2 separate regions of the Homo sapiens genome follow, and region 2 is linked to region 1. A link is a loop called in an ENCODE intact Hi-C map of the cell type or tissue named here. Cell type or tissue: endothelial cell of umbilical vein. All regions are shown on one strand. Each heading gives the region's core, and the rest is flanking DNA. Links, peaks and the distances in the headings are about the cores only.

Evidence for each region. Peaks named below come from ENCODE experiments on the same cell type or tissue, not always from the same donor. Only the 100,000 strongest peaks of a DNase experiment are listed, where the experiment ranks them.
Region 2: a loop joins it to region 1, with 1.8 times the contacts of the local background. A loop is called at or near these places in 2 of 110 quality-filtered maps.

The regions. Positions count from the first base shown.
Region 1 is chr6:155,012,482-155,015,282 of GRCh38, reverse strand. The region is part of intron 1 of TIAM2 (TIAM Rac1 associated GEF 2); the gene reads right to left. Among named protein-coding and RNA genes, the nearest start is that of TIAM2, 19 kb to the right of the region's middle. In endothelial cell of umbilical vein, for the core only: no CTCF peak of the experiment used is centred there; DNase peaks (open chromatin) are centred at 452 and 1,652; H3K27ac peaks cover 1,977 bases.
Region 2 is chr6:155,141,130-155,143,930 of GRCh38, reverse strand. All of the region lies in intron 5 of TIAM2 (TIAM Rac1 associated GEF 2), which reads right to left. Among named protein-coding and RNA genes, the nearest start is that of CLDN20, 120 kb to the left of the region's middle. In endothelial cell of umbilical vein, for the core only: no CTCF peak of the experiment used is centred there; DNase peaks (open chromatin) are centred at 960, 1,530 and 2,700; H3K27ac peaks cover 1,974 bases.

The sequences.
Region 1 (2,801 bases), core at 223-2,722:
TAATCTTCCCCCAACTCCATTAGTAGAGTAGCATCATCCTTACCACAGGTACACAGGCTTGAATGCCCAGTGTCATTTTTTACCCCTCCCTATGCTTTGCCCCCATATCCAGCCAGCTGCCTCATCTGGACGGTTCTCTCTCCTCTTTCTTATCCCCCCTGTGCGGACTCTCTGCACAGATCACCAGGACTCCTGCAGTAGCCCAGCTGGAACCCCCAGCTCCAGCATGCACACCCTACTCTGCCAGTCCAACCCTCCAACACCTCCCCACTTGCAGACCAAGTTAAACCCAGACATCCTAACCACACTTTCAAGCCCTTACCAGCTCTTGTTCCAGTCTGCCTCTCCAGCCTCCTGACGGACAACTCATACTCCAAACTCAACATGAGCCTGCCCCATTGCTTGTAGCCTAAAGGAAATTCTTTTCTCATAGGAGAAGAATTTGCAAAGAAGGAATCAGAAAGGTAAACAGATGCTTACTGCAATTCCCTCTGCTGCTCTGGCCCTATCTCTGCCAAGGAAATGTCTTTCTCTCTCATACTTTTAAAAAGGAAAAATATTTGGCAGGAAAAATTAAATAAGTAAATGAACCACATAATATAAAATGACAAGAACTCACAATTGAGTGTACGTAGATACTCACAAAAAGACCAAAAACTAAAGACAAAAGAACAGGAAAACCATCCACCAGAGTCAAAAGCATCCTATATTGATACAAACAGCAAAGAATCATCTTACAATTACATCTGTCTTGTGATTGAGTTTCATGTATCAGATATTCACAAATGACTAGCATTAAAACTCAGCAAGATTTACATTATAATAGAAAAAAAAGCACTACGGTGAACTAAACAAAACTTAGAGACAAAACACAAAAACTACTTAACATAATACTGTAGTAATTTGAGAAAGAAACAATAAAAAGACTACTTTATAGACATTTATTTGATGCCTATGAATTAAACCCTATCCTGCATAATGAGGGAAGATAAAGACATAAGAATAAGGTCAATGACCTCAAATAGTATAAACACTAGCTAAACAGATGAAACAGTTCCACCAAATAAGAATAGACAAAGAAAAATATATTTTCAAGGACAAACAGTTAATTAAAAATGGAATACAAATGAGTAGCATGAGAACAGACAAAATAGATTTACTGGAGTAAGGTACACAGAAAAGGTCCACATATTTTTTGTGTGAAAGCAAAGAAAATAACAAAATGACTTTAAATTATGGAAGATCTCTACTAAAAATACACATCACCTTAGTTTTTCCTTCCTTTTCTTGCTGGTAGACACAAAAATACAATGATCTACCCCATCTCAGGTGTGTGTGTGTGTGTGTGTGTGTGTGTGTGTGTGTAGACAGATACATAGACATATATCTGCCTAACAGTATCTTCAATGCTTTCTAACCCAGCAATAATAATTAGAATCCAAGTTTCAATTATACTTACTCAGCACTTAGGAAAGACCCTGTAAGTGCTCCTCCACGGACTGGGACTCCAGCCTTTTCTGATGGAGACTGTCAACAATCCATCATCCCTGCTAATGGTGGGATGCAGTGTCACAGATAATTTAAACAGCTGTCAGAGCTGAGCAGCTCTTCAGACTTCCATATGGCTCATAAAACGCACATGGGCTCTGTGCCCTTCCCCCTCCCTAGAAAGAGTTGGGAGGAAGGATATGAAGTCAGACAAACTGGGATTCAATCCCAGCTCTATGCTTCAATATCCTCGTGTACAATATGGCTTTCCAATATCCCTTTTGTGTAGCAGAGGGGAGCAAGCACTTGGAAGTACCTAGCACAGCGCCAGATGCAGAAAAGGTATGTAGTAAATGTTGGTAACCATGCCTTTCTTCTCTTCCCTTGAGTTCCTCACCTCTCCCAGCAAGCCGTCTCCCAAATTTCGAGTTCTCCAAAGCAAAAGAGACAAAACTCCACATCAAACTCGGAATACAGAGAACTTACAGATTATCAAACACAGAAATAAGCAGACAGAGATTTTCTGACCTGCTTTCTGGATCGTCTATGGCACACACACCTGCAGGAGCACAGACTAAGCCAGCTGTAGACCCCAAACCTCAGCTGTACTACAGGAGCCATGGGGACTGGTAAGCATCTATGTGCAGAGAAAGCCTGGGTCCTCCAGCCCCAGTTAGGAGGAGCAACAATGTGCCACAGGTAGGGGACAGGTGAGGAGCAGGAGAAGAAGTGAGAGGACGCTCAGAAGCCCGAGCATAATGGCCAGACTTACGAGATGGGAGAAACTGGGCAGGTTACTTAAACTCTCTCACCTCCATCTTCTGAAGTGAGTCTGAACTCACTCTAAGGTCTCTCCCAGTATTTTATGATTTCAATATGATTCTAATGCTACATTGTAAGATTTTAAGATGTCTGTTTTTAGTATTTCTAAAATAGCATCAGAGGATGGGGCATAGTGGCTCACGCCTGTAATCCCAGCACTTTGGGAGCCCGAGTAGGGCGGATCACTTGAGGTCAGGAGTTCGAGACCAGCCTGGCCAATATGGTGAAATCCCATCTCTACTAAAACTACAAAGATTAGCCAGGCATGGTGGCGGGAGCCTGTAGTCCCAGCTACTCGGGAGGCTGATGCAGGAGAATCGCTTGAACCCGGAAGGTAGAGGGTGCAGTGAGCCAAGATCACGCCACTGCACTCCAGCCTGGGCTACAGAGTGAGACTCCGTCTCAAAAAAATAAAATAAAATAAATTTTAAAAAATAAAATAGCATCAGAAATTGCCCTGTGATTAATTCTGTAAGATACCCTATATCTTA
Region 2 (2,801 bases), core at 268-2,767, 130 kb before region 1:
AGAAAAGGAAAGGCAGCTTCTTGCATGACTCAGCTTTCGGCTTGTTTTTTTTTTCCTTCTGGCATCAGGAATTGGGGTCCCCAGGTTTTATTTTCCTTTCACACTAAAAATGAGAAAACTGAGAGATCGAATTCCTTGCAGGGGTCCCACCGCTGCACTGTGGAGCAGCAGGGATGTGAACTCAGGCCCTCTGGCCCCAAAGCCCTCATCCTTAAGCACAACACCACATTATTTAGGGAATCTCAATGTAAGAGGCCACAGAAAATCCCACACTCACTCACTCCGTTGACCATCAATGGGAACAAGAAACTGAACATACCTAGGGGACTTTGCCATTTATGAGAAAGTACCCGGTTTGTTCTCCAAATGCCATGTAAAATAACTTAATTTTTAGTATTTCCTTTTATCTCACAGTAATAGAAAACATTACTTAGGCTAAGGGAGAAAAGTGAAACTAATAGAAAACATTACTTAGACTAAGGGAGAAAAGTGAAACTAAATGTGCCTGAATTTTCAAACGTTACTCTAAAAATACTGCAACATATGCTTTTAAGTACTTACTCTTCCCCTCATAAGCAAATAAAGTATTGCAGGTAGAAGTTATTAAGAGTTTGCTTCATTAATTAGAAATTGCATTATAATTATTAGACACAATTTTTAAGCAAACTAATGCTTCTAAAATGCTCACAAATGTGTCCTCTTGTATAGGTTAACTATCCCCTCAAATCTGTATCCAATAAACTTTTTTGACCACTTCTCATGTGGCAACCTCCAGCATACGAATAACAATGACATGACCACCATCTGGGTGCTTCGCAAGTGCCTTTCACATTGACAGGAAAGAAACACCAGCCTGCCTTCACTGTAAACAAATGCCTGGGGCCCACTTCACGGTACTTTATCCTACTACTGTGTTTGCATCCTCATTCATAAAAGTTCAGACGTTTTGAAAACTATTTCAGTCTTTCCAATTTCATTACTTCCTTTAAAAATAAGTCTTGATATGAACAAACAAGTTTATACAATAGAACCGATAACAGCACATAGAAGCCAAGAGAGAAAGATGCCTGCTCCAAGCTTGGACTTCGGAAGCAGTACTTTCTCCCTCCATGGTACTTTATGATCTCAAGAAACTGCGCATTTGCTCCTCCCCGCAAATAAAACTCATCCAAACTAACAGGCTGACAGAACTCAAGTATTACAAACAAGGGAAAGTAGCAAGAGGTTTACAGCCAGAGCTGCTTCTTGCAGGCCTGGCCAGTATCTTTTTCCAGCCACTGATGCAGCAGTTAAACTATAAACCAAGTCTTCTCATCGAGTAAGGCCCATCTGATGCTACTGTTGCACATGCTACAAGCCATGACCCGGGGCCCGAGGACCAGGGCAAAGGGGCAGAGCAGCTCCAGCTGCACACACGTCCAAATTCTTTCCAATGGGTTCACGTTCACTTCCCAGCTTCCCTAACACTGGAATTCCAACAGCCATGGTTTAAATCGTGGCATCTAGAGGAAATGAATGCAAACCTTGGGCCAATGCCAAAATGTCACCAAACCTAACAACCCATGGACAACAGACTACCGCTCTAACTTGGAGGCATGAAATCAAAACAGGACATTTCACATTAGAGCCAGGCCAGGAAGTAAAACAATAGGCAGAATTTTGTGGCTATCAAATTTAAAAAATCAGGAAATCAATCTTAACTCTATGACATCAAGTTCAACTTCACGGGACTCTGCATCTCTAAGGGTGCACTGGGGCCAGTGGAAACGGGCTGCACCCGTGTCAGTGAAGCCTCTGCCATTCACCCCGGTGCTGGGGGCCCCCAACCCTGCCTTTGCCGTTCACCCCGATGCTGGGGGCCACCAGCCCTGCCTTGCCGTTCACCCCGGTGCTGGGGGCCCCCAGCCCTGTCCAGTCCCTACCAAGCGCTGGTCTTGGCTTGGAGGGGTCGTTGACACTGGACGTTCTTGCTATGGTAGCAGAAAGAGAAAACAGATTGGCATAGCAATGGCAGTACAAGAATAGAGACGTAATATTAGTAGAAATCTCACCCAGGGGAAAGAGGGCAATTAGTCTTGGTTTTCCCTCAAATCCACCTTTTCTATGAGACCCTTTTGATCTCCCATCCCTGCTGCTGGCCCATCTCAGGGCAGAATCACCAGTATTCTAAAATTAGTTTATGAACTCCTCCCCTGACACTGACTATCACTCAGTCTGTTGCACATTTTGAGGGATATGTTTAATGACCTTGCCAACTCTTCAGCCCAGGAAGTCCCCAGTGAACTGCATGAAAATCCACTCACTGGAAAAGACAAATGGAAAGCAGAATTACCCTTGTTGAAAATTTATTACATCCTCCAAAGCCTTGAAAAACATGTACGTCCCTCATATACCTATACATTCCAGGTAGGCAGATAACCAGATGGTTTGTTAATAACGGCTCTCTCCAGAAAACTGTCTCCCATTTATTTACATGGATACTTTAAGGATAATTTAAAAATTAGGCTTAAGAGTGTGTGTGTGTGTGTGTGTGTGTACACATATATGTGTTTTTAACTAAGATTAAACCAAACAGTTAAGTCCAAACATTACAACTTGGATTCTAAGCCAAGAAATTAGAACTCAACATACTGAATTCCCAGAGGAAAGAGGTGTAGAAAGCCACATGGAAAAGGTTACGCTGGGGAAAAAAACATCTTTATCACAAGTCTTGCCTTGGCTGCAAAGGAAAGGAAGAAATGTGTGCTTGATAACATTTATACTACAAAGCACCCTTTATCCATGGATCTTGAAGTGTTTTA